Regions from separate parts of the Homo sapiens genome. Here all the other regions are linked to region 1. A link is a contact called in ENCODE Hi-C or POLR2A ChIA-PET data. All regions are on one chromosome and are shown on one strand. Each heading gives the region's core, a stretch centred on a gene start or an enhancer-like site at or near the end of the contact. The rest is flanking DNA. Distances are from core to core; before and after follow the strand shown. Region 1 has its middle 60 kb from the start of GNA14. Region 2 overlaps GNA14 (G protein subunit alpha 14). Region 3 overlaps GNAQ (G protein subunit alpha q).

The links. A loop is a pair of places that touch in the nucleus more often than their neighbours do. ChIA-PET counts read pairs that join two places held with the same protein, here RNA polymerase II (POLR2A). Pooled maps may share reads with other maps.
Region 2: a map of endothelial cell of umbilical vein shows a loop between it and region 1 (11-fold over the local background). The contact joins two enhancer-like sites. A Hi-C loop is called at or near these places in 2 of 168 maps with a recorded cell type or tissue (PC-3 and endothelial cell of umbilical vein) and 1 of 50 pooled maps. POLR2A ChIA-PET finds 5 or more read pairs at or near these places in 5 of 52 experiments (A673, BJ, PC-3 and 2 more).
Region 3: a map of ascending aorta shows a loop between it and region 1 (9-fold over the local background). The contact joins two enhancer-like sites. A Hi-C loop is called at or near these places in 2 of 168 maps with a recorded cell type or tissue (ascending aorta and endothelial cell of umbilical vein) and 4 of 50 pooled maps.

The regions. Positions count from the first base shown.
Region 1 is chr9:77,706,049-77,709,941 of GRCh38, forward strand. No RefSeq gene overlaps it. Among named protein-coding and RNA genes, the nearest start is that of GNA14, 60 kb to the left of the region's middle. RefSeq lists enhancers at 1,685-1,979, 3,637-3,686. Within about 2 kb of position 1,788, at least 2 of the 41 ENCODE cell types and tissues checked have a DNase peak (open chromatin) inside an H3K27ac peak, as active enhancers do; they include endothelial cell of umbilical vein, where a contact is called at or near this core.
Region 2 is chr9:77,513,606-77,517,498 of GRCh38, forward strand. All of the region lies in intron 2 of GNA14 (G protein subunit alpha 14), which reads right to left. GNA14-AS1 (GNA14 antisense RNA 1) reads left to right here. Exons shown (of 5, transcript NR_121184.1): 3 at 3,838-3,893. Among named protein-coding and RNA genes, the nearest start is that of GNA14-AS1, 68 kb to the left of the region's middle. Within about 2 kb of position 1,839, at least 7 of the 41 ENCODE cell types and tissues checked have a DNase peak (open chromatin) inside an H3K27ac peak, as active enhancers do; they include endothelial cell of umbilical vein, where a contact is called at or near this core.
Region 3 is chr9:77,847,441-77,851,333 of GRCh38, forward strand. All of the region lies in intron 2 of GNAQ (G protein subunit alpha q), which reads right to left. Among named protein-coding and RNA genes, the nearest start is that of GNAQ, 180 kb to the right of the region's middle. Within about 2 kb of position 1,676, at least 16 of the 41 ENCODE cell types and tissues checked have a DNase peak (open chromatin) inside an H3K27ac peak, as active enhancers do.

The sequences.
Region 1 (3,893 bases), core at 538-3,037:
GCTTTCTCTCCACCTCTCAGATTCTTCTGTTTATTCTGTATATAAGGTGCAGTGTTTTTAGTTGTCCTTGTTGAGAATAGGGAAAAAGTTGGATATTCCATCTTCCCAGAAACAAATACCTAATTAAGTAGATTTTTATTAAACTTCAAGGATGTTTTATTTTATTATAATTGAGTTTATTTTTTGATAAGAAAAATAATACATTGAAGAAATTTTCTAACATTTCTATCATCTTAAAAAAGTTGTCTTGAGGATCATCTAAGTTTTTCTTAATAACCCTGATTCTCCTCATGGAAGCTGATTATCATCTTTTGTGCCAATACATTAATTACATCAGTGATCACAGGACTATGAGAGGATACTCCTGCAGTAATAAATGCCTCAGTCTGCTGTGGCCTTTTAGTTCTTTTATAATTTTTCTTCTCCATTTCTTTAGCTATAATAATAACTGGAAATATTTATTAAGCAATTACCATGGGCCACACACTGTACTAAACACGTCTTTTCTTATATCTCATTTGATCTTAAGATGTTGGCACCATGATCATCCCCATTTTACAGTTAAGTAGAGGTTTAGAGAGGCTGCACATACTTACCCTGGTTGGTGATTAATTAGAAGCAAAGCCAGGAATCCAATCTTGCATGGCGTGACAGCAGTCAAAGTTCTTCACCATGCAATTAGGCATGTTAGATTGTATGTAGAGTAAGAGTCAATAGGATTGAGAACCCTAAAAACTCAAGCTTTAGTGCATTTCCTTTGTGATTTGTCTTATGGCTTCAGTGATTTTTCTTTTAAATTTGAGACTGTGTTCTGTATAACTGAATTTGCCAGAAATGTGACTTCTTCCTGTTATCATGATGCAAAGTCATATGTAGGATTTGTACCAGCTTGGCTGGCAGAGAAAAGTGATATATGACATAAGGTCTGTTCCTAAAACTCACAAGAACCCTTGGTTCATCCCAGAGGGTCTATTCTGCTATCTGTGGACTCAAGGGATCACAGAGTTCCCTCAAGTTTTCTAAATGCCTCAGAATTGGTTATAAGAAACAATTTTAACCACAAACACATTTAATCTTCCTAAATTTTGCATTCACAAGAGGAGAGGATCATGCCTTTGAAGATATAATCTATGTGAAACAAATATGGGAAAAGATTTGTTTTGGACAGGAAACAAACATATCTACGTCTAGTTTCCAGGTTCCCCAGTGGTCTTTCTGCTTTCCACCCCCTAATTCCCCAGTGCTATGTAGGGGTTCTCTGTCTATGCTGGCTGGCTTTCTTTAGAAAACAGAGGAGTTAGGATGAAGAATGACCCCTTGCCATCACCGTAAGTATGTCCCAGGCTCCTTTTACCTTTTCCCCAACCTTCATATGCCCCCTAGATAGAACTCGGTTTGGGAAGTTGATATTTGAGTCGCATTTGTTGAACACATGTTCAGTGCAAAATTTGCAATCATAAAAATTCCAACTTTCTGCTCAGTAGGAAGTGGAGAAATTTGGAAAAATTTAGTTCACTGGGCTAAGATTTCCCTGCCAAAGAGTTAGATTGTTGGCTGTGTGAACTAGGGGAATGACTGAGGAACAAAATCTTTAATATTTGTATTCAGGATGACTGATTCCGAGAGACAATACAGGGTAGAAACAATATGTCCACGAAAGGAAGGTATTAATTTTGATATCCACTTGAGTATTATTTTACTGGATAATTGACATCAGGAAGGTTAGGGTTACAAGAGCAGCTTGCAGGCTTAGCTGAAAGCAAGGCCTGTGTCATGGTGGGGCAGGAAGCCAATAGGTAGAAGTCAGTGTGCACTTGGTCCATTTGGTGTTTCATCATCACTCGACTGCACTAATGCTTAAAGAATGTGCTTCGCATAGTTTGCTGTCCACATCATTTATTTTCTCAAAACACATCTATTTCTTGGAGAACTCATGATTTCAAGTATCTGCTTTTGAAAGTCTTGAGCTATTTATGAAACACAAGTCATTCTGCAGAAGATTCAGACTAAGGGACAATTATTGCTACTCTGTAGGTAACATCTTTTTTTTCCTCTAGATTCTTTCAAGATTTTTTCTTTACCTTTGATTTTTCACAGTTTGAATATCATATGTATATGTGTAGTTGTGGGGTGTTTTTTGGCATTCATCCTGCTTGGTGTTCTCTGAGCTTGTTAGATCTGTGGTTTGGTGTCTAACATTAATTTGCAGAAAATGGGGAAGTATCATTCATTACTTCAAAAACTTCTTCTATTTCTTTCTCTCTTTATTCTCCTTGTGGTATCCCCATTATACCTATTATAACTTTTGTAGTTGCCCCACAGTTCTAGGATATTCTGTTCTTTTTTTCTTAGTCTTTTTTTTTTCTTTTCAGTTTCAGAAGTTTCTATTGAGATATTCTCAAACTCTGCATCTTTTTCCTCGTCTATGTCTAGCCTACTACTCAAAGGCATTCTTTATTTCTGTTAAAGTGTTTTTTATCTCTATCATTTTCTTTTCATGCTTTCTTGGAATTTCAGTCTCTGTGCCTACATTTCCCATCTGTTCTCACACATTCTCTACTGTGTATCCACTAGAGCCCTTAGCATATTAGTCATAGTTGTTTTAAATTTCTACTCTGAAAATTCCAACATCCCTGACATATTTGAGTCTCATCTTGCTTGCTCTGTCACTTCATACTGTGTGTTTTTTTCCTTCTAGTATGCCTTGTAATTTTTTTCTTGATATCTGTTCATGATGCAGTAGATGAAAGGAACTGCTGCATAGAGGCCTTTAGTAACATGGGGGAAAAGGAGGCTTTTTATGTTCCTATGATTAAGTGTCAGTCTTACAGAGAGTCTGTACCTCTGGACTCTGAACTTTACACATGCTTCTCAATCTTCTTCCCGTCCTTCAGCAGGACAGGATGGCCAGTGTGTGCTGCAGTTAGGTATTTCCCTTTCTCCAGGTTGGTTAGACTCTGGTAAAATCTGAATAGTTTAGGCTCTGATAAAAAGTTTCTCTTGGTTGGGCGTGATGGCTCACACCTGTAATCCCAACACTTTGGGAGGCTGAGTTGGGTGGATCACGAGGTCAGGAGATCGAGACCATCCTGGCTAACACGGTGAAACCTTGCCTCTACTAAACATACACACACACACAAAAAATTAGCCGGGCATGGTGGTGGGTGCCTGTAGTCCCAGCTACTCAGGAGGCTGAGGCAGGAGAATGGCGTGAACCTGGGAGGCGGAGCTTGCAGTAAGCCGAGATCGCGCCACTGCACTCCAGCCTGGGTGACAGAGCAAGACTTCGTCTCAAAAAAAAAAAAAAAGTTTCTCTTGAGGACAGGCCTTGTTAAGACAAACAGGATGGTCTGGCATATTTCAAAATGCTTCATTTCCCCCTCCTTCTACCAGAAGCATGAGGGGATTTTCCCCTGATAATCACTGTGAGAGCCTGCTTGAGCTCCTGGAATTAAAACTCGCCAAAGTATGAGTGTCTCCCATGACTGGGTAGTCTGGAGTTTCAACTCTCAGAGTTGTACACATTGAACCTTCCAAAATGCATCAATTACTGTTTAGGTTTTTGCATCCTGGCACTGGTTTTGGTAGAGGCTTTTTCTCCTGGGTTTCTGCTTCCATAAGTAGTGATTCTCTGTATTTGCCTGTCTCTCCAGTTTGAGGACAATGGTTTACCCTGTGACTTCACTTCTCTGAGGGATCTAAGAAGAGTTATTGGTTTTTCAGTTTGTTCCGCTTTTTAGTTCTTCTTAGGGTGGAGTTGTAACTGCCAAGCTCCTTATATGCCAGACCAGAAAGCAGAAGTCACTACTATCTGAGTTTAAGGATTTTTATCACCCCAAAATGAAACCCTTTGTTTTGTTTTTTAGTGTTTTTTTTTTTTTTCTTCTCTCTCT
Region 2 (3,893 bases), core at 589-3,088, 190 kb before region 1:
CGTGAGGAGGCACAGCAATTGCATGACACTCCTGGCCTCTGCCCCTTCCTCTCTTTCGCACCACTCTTCCAGGTCATTACAGGACTGCCCTGCTGGGTGAGGCCTGAGTCTTCCCGAACACATGATGACCTTATAGCTAAGTCCACCACATTCTGGGTTTAGGACAAGTCCTCACTCCAGTTATGAGCCATGCTCTCTATACTTCAGCATTAACCACAATACATTTTGGTCACCTTATTGTTTGCTGTTTGGTCTTATCCTCAATTTCTTTAAAACTTGGTTGATGAAAAGGGTATTATCTATTGAATATCTCTCCTAGTTCATAAGCAAGCCATTGTTCCCTTCAGCACTTTTTTTTTTTGGCCCTCAGGGATTCTAAAACAGCTGTCTGGTGTCTCTGCTTGAGAAGTCATTGTCACAGACTTAACTTTTCCTGGAAGGGTACATTTGCAGCTCAACAAACACATCCCAAGAGCTAAGCATGGCCAATCCCAAGCTTCCCAAACTAAGTTTAGGGCCCCATGCCAGGCTTTTTGGTTATCTTGCAACTCAGAAGCAATATTTCCAATGGCCAAATATTTCTTTGGAAAAAGACAAACATGGCCATGTGGACCCCTGTTGCTTTTTGCCCGATATCACAGTCCCATAGTCAAGGAGGCAAAATTCTATCCCATGGGAGAACAGCTGAGCACGTCCTCTGAGGTTGTGGATACTACCACCTAGATGAATCTCTCAGATACCTTTGGGTTCATAATATTGTCTTCACACAGCGTCTTAATATCATTGACTTCACGTTTATTGAGCCCGAAGGGATGCAGAGGTAAACCCGACATGATTCCCCATCAAAGAACTCTTGGTCTGAAGTGGGAGAGATGCATAAATTAAGAATTATAATGTAATACGAAGGATACTGGGCATTACAGGTACACTGGAAAGAGTATCTAACCCAAGGGTGGGTGGGTGGAAAAAGAAGGTGTCAAAGAAAGTCTTCTATAATATCAGATTTTTTTTTTTTTTTTTTTTTTTGAGACAGAGTCTCACTCTGTCCCCCAGGCTAGAGTGCAGTGGTGCGATCTCGGCTCACTGCAAGCTCCGCCTCCCGGGTTCACGCCATTCTCCTGCCTCAGCCTCCCAAGTAGCTGGGACTACAGGCGTCTGCCACCACGCCCGGCTAATTTTTTGTATTTTTAGTGGAGACGGGGTTTCACCGTGTTAGCCAGGATAGTCTCGATCTCCTGTCCTTGTGATCCGCCCACCTCGGCCTCCCAAAGTGCTGGGATTACAGGCATGAGCCACTGCGCCCAGCCCAGATTTCTTATTTAAGACAAATAAATGAAGTTAGCTATTTATGAGTACAAAGGAAATCAGTTTCAGGACGTTCAGGCAGATGGAGGATGTGAGATGACAGTGAGGCCTGGGAGAAGCAGGAAACCACAATCCAATAGGGAGAGGAAATGAGGCTGGACACTGCGAGAGACACGTTCAAGAAAGGCCAGAATGTGGCCTTAAGGTCAACTGCATGGGCTCATAAAAAAATCACATTCCTTTGCCCCAGGAATGAGTTCTTCAGTGGATAGGCTTTTGGCAAACTGGCCTGCATCTATGTCAGGCACTGCAGCTACAAAGGTGGGGAAAAGTAGGCATAGACCTTGGCCTTCATAGATCTTCCATTCTAGTGGAGGACAAGAAAGACGTGGGCAGGCAAAGAGGAAAGGGAAGCAGAGAGAGGAGCATGTGGAAAAGTCCTGGGCTTGAAGGAGCATTGTGAATACAGGGACCAAAAGAAAGGAGGTCACTGTGGTTGAAGCTGAATGAGCATGCGGCAGAGCCGGGCAGCCACTGCTGCCAAAAACCACAAGGCTTGCAAAAATAGTAAAAGAGAGGCTGTTGATCTGCTATTGGGTTCCCCGCCCTTAAAATGCCAAAACTATGTTATAATAACTTGAGATTTCTAATGGTGTTCATCTGGAATTCAAAAGGTATTTGTTTGTTTGTTTATGCATTGCCTTTGTCTGAGAGCTGGAGGAAACAGACAGGAATACAGCATTGCTCTTGAGGAATTCAAGAGTGAGCTGGTGCCAGTTTCTGTGGCTCACGTCAGTAATCCCAACACTTTGGAAGGCCAAGGTAGGAGGATCACTTGTGTCTAGGAGTTCAAGACCAGCCTGGGCAACATAGGGAGACCCCATCTTTACAAAAAAATAAAAAATTAGCCAGGCCTGGGGGTGTGCACCTGTAGTCCCAGTTAGGAGGCTGAAGTGGGAGGATTGCTTAAGCCTGGGAGGTCGAGGTTGCAGTGAGCCATGATCATGCCACTGCACTCAACCCAGGCAACGCAGCAAGACCCTGTCTCACAAAAAAAAAAAAAAAAAAAAAAACCCAGAGCAGGAAGAGACAGCCATGTAACAGAGTTTCACACTATGGGGAGAGATGGGAACTAACAGGGGCAGGTGGTACATGACCCGCAAGCAGAGAGTCACTGAAGACTTAGAGGTCTCCAGGAAACCTTTACTCAAGGATCTCCTTCACAAGGCAATGGACCATTAAATCCTCGAAGCTTTGTAATATCAGACTAGTTGCCCATTTTGTCTTCTCTTGGGCCCAATCTTTAGAAAGCACTCTTAGCTTGTGCTATTCATTTCATTCGTATAACAAATATTTATCAAATGTCTACTATTGCTATGGGTTAGGTCTCCTTGTCTAAGTTTCCTAGGTGAAAATTATTATTTGGCATTATCAGTCATTCATATCAACCTCTAGTGGCAGAGATACCACTCACTTGGAGGCAGGGAAGCAAAACTGTCATAGATGGGTGTTCATAATCAAAGTAACACAGGTCAGCCGGGCATGGTGGCTCACACCTGTAATCCCAGCACTTTGGGAGGCCAAGGCAGCTGATCACTTGAGGCCAGGAGTTCGAGACCAGCCTGGCCAACATGGTGAAACCACATCTCCACTAAAAATACAAAAATTAGATGGGTGTGGTGGTGTGCACCTGTAGTCCTGGCTACTCGGGAAGCTAAGGTGGGAGAATCACTTGAATCTAGGAGGCGGAGGTTGCAGTAAGCTGAGATGGCACCACTGCACTCCAGCCTGGGCAAAAGAGTGAGACCCCATTGGGGGTGGGGGGCGGTAGGGGGCAGGGGAATGTAACACAGGTCTTGACCTGGCATGGGGGTTAGGAAGGACATCAAGTTACACCTTTGTGGACAGTGACAAGAGTAATCTCTGGCCAAATATATAAAATCAAAACATCTCTTACAACAATAATGACAACCTGTCTCTTAAAGATGGGAAAGTGAGGATCGTGGTTGAAAAGAACAGGCTCTTGATTTCCCTTAACACAGAGCCCACTGTTGGCTGGACTCAGACGTGTGAACAGCCAGAGCCAGCCAAGTGCCTGGTGCAGTTTGGACCTTTCTCTGCTAGTGAGAGAGTGGAGGAATCACAGAAATGGCACGTTGGTTAGGGAAAATCGTCCTCCAATCATTTAACCCTCTCATCGCCAAATTTAACAGAAATCAAGCAACCTGAAAAATATCATGGGAATTCTTCCTCATCTTCCTGCCCTTCCGACCTGAGCTCTCTGTGAGGACTTTCCTGCCCATAGATGCTTGTTCTTATGGTGTGGAGATGTGTAGGAGTGCAGGAGATGCGGATGCCCACGTTTCAGGGAGGGGCCGCTCATTCATTCATTCATTCATTCAAAAATAGGGAGCAAGGGGCCACCCATTAATTCATTGTTTCAAAAATAGGGAGCGAGGGGCCACCCATTAATTCATTGTTTCAAAAATAGGGAGCGAGGGGCCACCCATTAATTCATTGTTTCAAAAATAGGTATAAAGTGCCAAAAAAGAGGTATCATCAGCAGGAAGAGGGTGAGGACGCACCTG
Region 3 (3,893 bases), core at 426-2,925, 140 kb after region 1:
ACTCCTTTAAAGACCACGTCCTGTGGGCAGAGTGCTGCCTTACAATTTGCTACAGCAGATATCAAAAAGGAAGGGTGGGTAGTATAATTTACAGGGAGAGAAAAGTGGTTAAAAAAATAGAGCTCCTTAAGAATACTGTTAAGGTGGGGCACATACAATTAGTTTTTTAATAGATGAACTTTATTTTTTACCTTGGGAATGAAAAGTGGGGAGGTAAAATAAGGATTTGGTCAACTGGCTACAAATATCTATGAACTAGTCCACTGTCAAGGCAAACGTCTATGCAGGGCCTCCCTATGTGGTTGTGCATTTTGGGCCTTGTGCAAAGGGACATGTGGTGGAGATCAACCTGGGGCCTGGAACCAGTCAGCATTCTGCTCACCAAGCTGTGTGCCTTGGTTAGTCACTAAGAAGCACCTTTGTGTAATCTGCCTGCCCATGGGGCCTAGAGATGCCTTTTCCATTTGCACAAAGGCACTCTATGGTAGCAGCAGACCTGCACTTAAGTATCTGTCCATTTCAGTTTCTCTCCCTTCAAGGCAATGTCATTTTAGATGTTAGGTGATGTAGTCGTGTTGGATGCTCTGGATTTCAGCCAGCTAGGTAGGACCTCAGACAAATCACATAAGTGGTTTTCTGCTTCACTGTCTCTATCACGATCAATGAGAACAGTCCCACCTACCCCTGTCTCCTTGGGGCCACTGTGAAGCCACTGCCAAGAGTCTAAAAATCACAGTTCTTTCTCTGATGTGTCCAGTAACATCTTCTACAGAGCTTTCACATCTATTAACACCAAATTCTTCCCCCTCAGTAAAGTTGAAAGTAAAGAACAAAGATTTTAAGTTCAGTGACAAGCTAAGTGACAAAGGGGACTCATAAGCCCACTTGAATAGGGCAATTTCCACTTCACAAGCAAAGCACATACTTTCACATGTCGGAATTCAAACCACTCTCACAGATCTTCAAGCTATTTCACTAGAGTCTTAGGGTGCAACTCTCTTAACAAGCAACCCCATTGCTGGCATCTCTGAGGCAGCAATTCAAACCCCAAATTGGCCTGTTTTCCCTGACAGACTGCTGGGATACAGATTCCTGGCCAACAGCAGAAAAGCTGGCAGCTCACTGCCTCTTCCAGAGTTGGCTTGGCCAGGGCAATGCCAGAACAATTGGTCTCATTGCCTTCTGAGATGACAATTAATTAGTGTGGTGGGAATAAGGAGTGGTCTATCCAGGGAGCTGAGCCTTTGCCCTTCTGAGGGCTGTGGTATTGGCCTCTCATCAGAGCCAACGTCCGCATCATAAGTCTCACTGTGCATGGCTTCTGGCTTCCCTAAGGCAGTCTGGAGGGAGACAGGGATGGAAGACCTTCCAAGAAGTTCTTTGTTGGGGAAAAAGGAAAAGGAAAGAACACAAGCAACACTAAAAATACAATTCAGAATCAGAGATAAATACCCGACAGCAAAATGCAATACTAAGTTAGAGAAGACACCGTTCTAGACATAATAAAGGAAAAAAGGACAAATGTTTCATTGAGAAGTGTCTCAGAGTGTAGCAAGAAGAAAAATGTGTGGTGACAGAAATCTAGCCCCACTGAGGAAAATTCGAGCTCAGTGACAACATCCTCAGCATGCTTTATTAGGCACTAGCACCAAGTGCATTGCTCAACATGCTGTGAATGAGAACACATGAGTCACAGGACAGCACCCCCTGCTCCAGCCGACAGCAAAGGACGTCGATTATTTAACCGTGGAAGAGGATAACTGATGACTCCCAAAGGTTTTCCAGAAAGCAACATAACATCTCACTGCAGGGATGGGGGAATTAAAACATGACTCTCAAGCATCCTAAAACTATCTAAAAAATAGAAATAATAAGAGTTTTTTTTTATTTTACCAGAGATTTTATAGACCTGATAGTGCACTACTTCTCAGCCACAGACAATATCGAGACAAAGCCTTGATACTGGAGTGGGGTCAGGAGTTCAATGTGGAGCCATGTGGGGTCTACAACTAGAATGATGATTTAAACCTGACCCCATGGGTACCTTACCGGCCAGTGCTTTCTGAATCCTCTCCCAGCTAAACTGAAGGAAAATGGTCATCTGGTCATCCGTACTGGCTTTTCAACCTGCTTCCTACCCTGCTTCCCCCATCCTGTTGTAATCTGTTTTCCACCTCCACCACAGTTCCACAAAGCAAGAGCTGGCAGGAGATGATCGAATCCAAGGGGCCCCTTTCAGCTCTTCTCTTACTTGCCTTCTCTGATGCCCAGGCTGGAGAGCAGTGGCACAATCATGGCTCACTGCAACCTCAACCTCCTAGGCTCAAGCGATCCTCTCACCTCAGCCTCCTGAGTGGCTGGGGACTACAGGTGCGCCACCATGCCTGGCTAATTTTTAAATTTTCTGTAGAGATGGAGTCTCATCATGTTGCCCAGGTTGGTCTCAAACTCCTGGCCTCCCAAAGTGCTGGGATTACAGGCATGAGTCACCTTGCCCAGCCCTTGACAGTATTTGATAATGCTGTACTGACCACTCTGTCTAAAACTACGTTCTTCTGTGATTTTCTGATACTACTTTCTCCTCATTCTATGACACCAGTGGCACCTTACCTATTCAGCCAGGCTTTCACCTAAGCTCTAGGCCAGTACTTCCAAATGTCGGCTACACACTTCACCTGATGGCCGCAGGCCCCTTCAATCGCAGCATGTCCCAACACATCTCAACATGCCCCGCATGCCCCTATCTGCTTCCACTACCCCTCAGAAGCTGGTTTTCTTCTCATTTATCTGTCAGAGTCAATAATGCCCTCACTCACCAAGTCAGCTCTGCCAGAAATCCTGGACAACCCTGGCTCCTCCTGGTCTCCTGCATCCACCACTTCCAGTTTACTCACTCAGTGTTCTTCAGTCTCCTCCATCTCTCTCTCTCACTGTGTCCCTCCTCTACACCTCCACCTCTACTGCCCTGGGTCTGGGCCTCATTCTCTCCTGCTCGGGCCACAGCAACAGTGTCTATGCTCATCTTCTGCATCCACGAAGATCTTTTTCCAGTCCGTTCTCCACAGTGTGATGGAATGATTTCTCGGGAACGTAAACCTAATCACATCACTCACCTGCTTAAAGCCTTTCCACAGCTCCACACGATTTACAGGACAAAGCATTTCTGATTTGAACCCTCTAGAACTTCCTAGCCTCCTCACCTCCCACTCTGTGCCTTTAATCTTAGCAGTCACTCAGACCTCCTTTCAGTTCCCCAGACCTGGCAAACCCATCCAGATGTCCACACTTTCTCTCTTTGAGGTTCTCTTTGCCTTACATGTCTTTTGTCCACCTGTAAAAACTGCTGGTGTCCTTCATGACCGACTCAAATGCCTCCTTTTCTCTGCAGGCTCTCGTGACCCTCGCCTGCCTCTTCCCAGGCACCATCACTCCTGCCTGCTCACCACCATGGCACATCCCCACCCCCACATCTGTCTCACACAGGGTCTTAGAGCTCCTGGGGAACAAGGACCACCATTGCTCTTTTCTCCTCTTCCCAGCTCTTACTAAAGTGCTTGGTACCTCATAAAGGATCAATAAATGTTTACTGGAAAAAAAAGATGTCACCCATCCCCAGATCTTCACAGGTGTGTCTAATTTCATATCCTCTCTTTCCATACAAACCTGTGTTTATGAATTGACACTTAACATACTTGTTTTACTCAACAAGGTCATTTCTTCCACTGAAGATGGAGAAAGTAAATCCAACATAATTGTCTAGCTTACACAAAATCGGAAAGAAAAAGACTGAGACACCCAAGGTTTCAGATGAAAACCCCATTTTTTCCCCTCAGTGATCAATAAAAAGTTTTTGTGATAAACCTCCCCCAAAACAGGATGCCTATTGTGTAGGA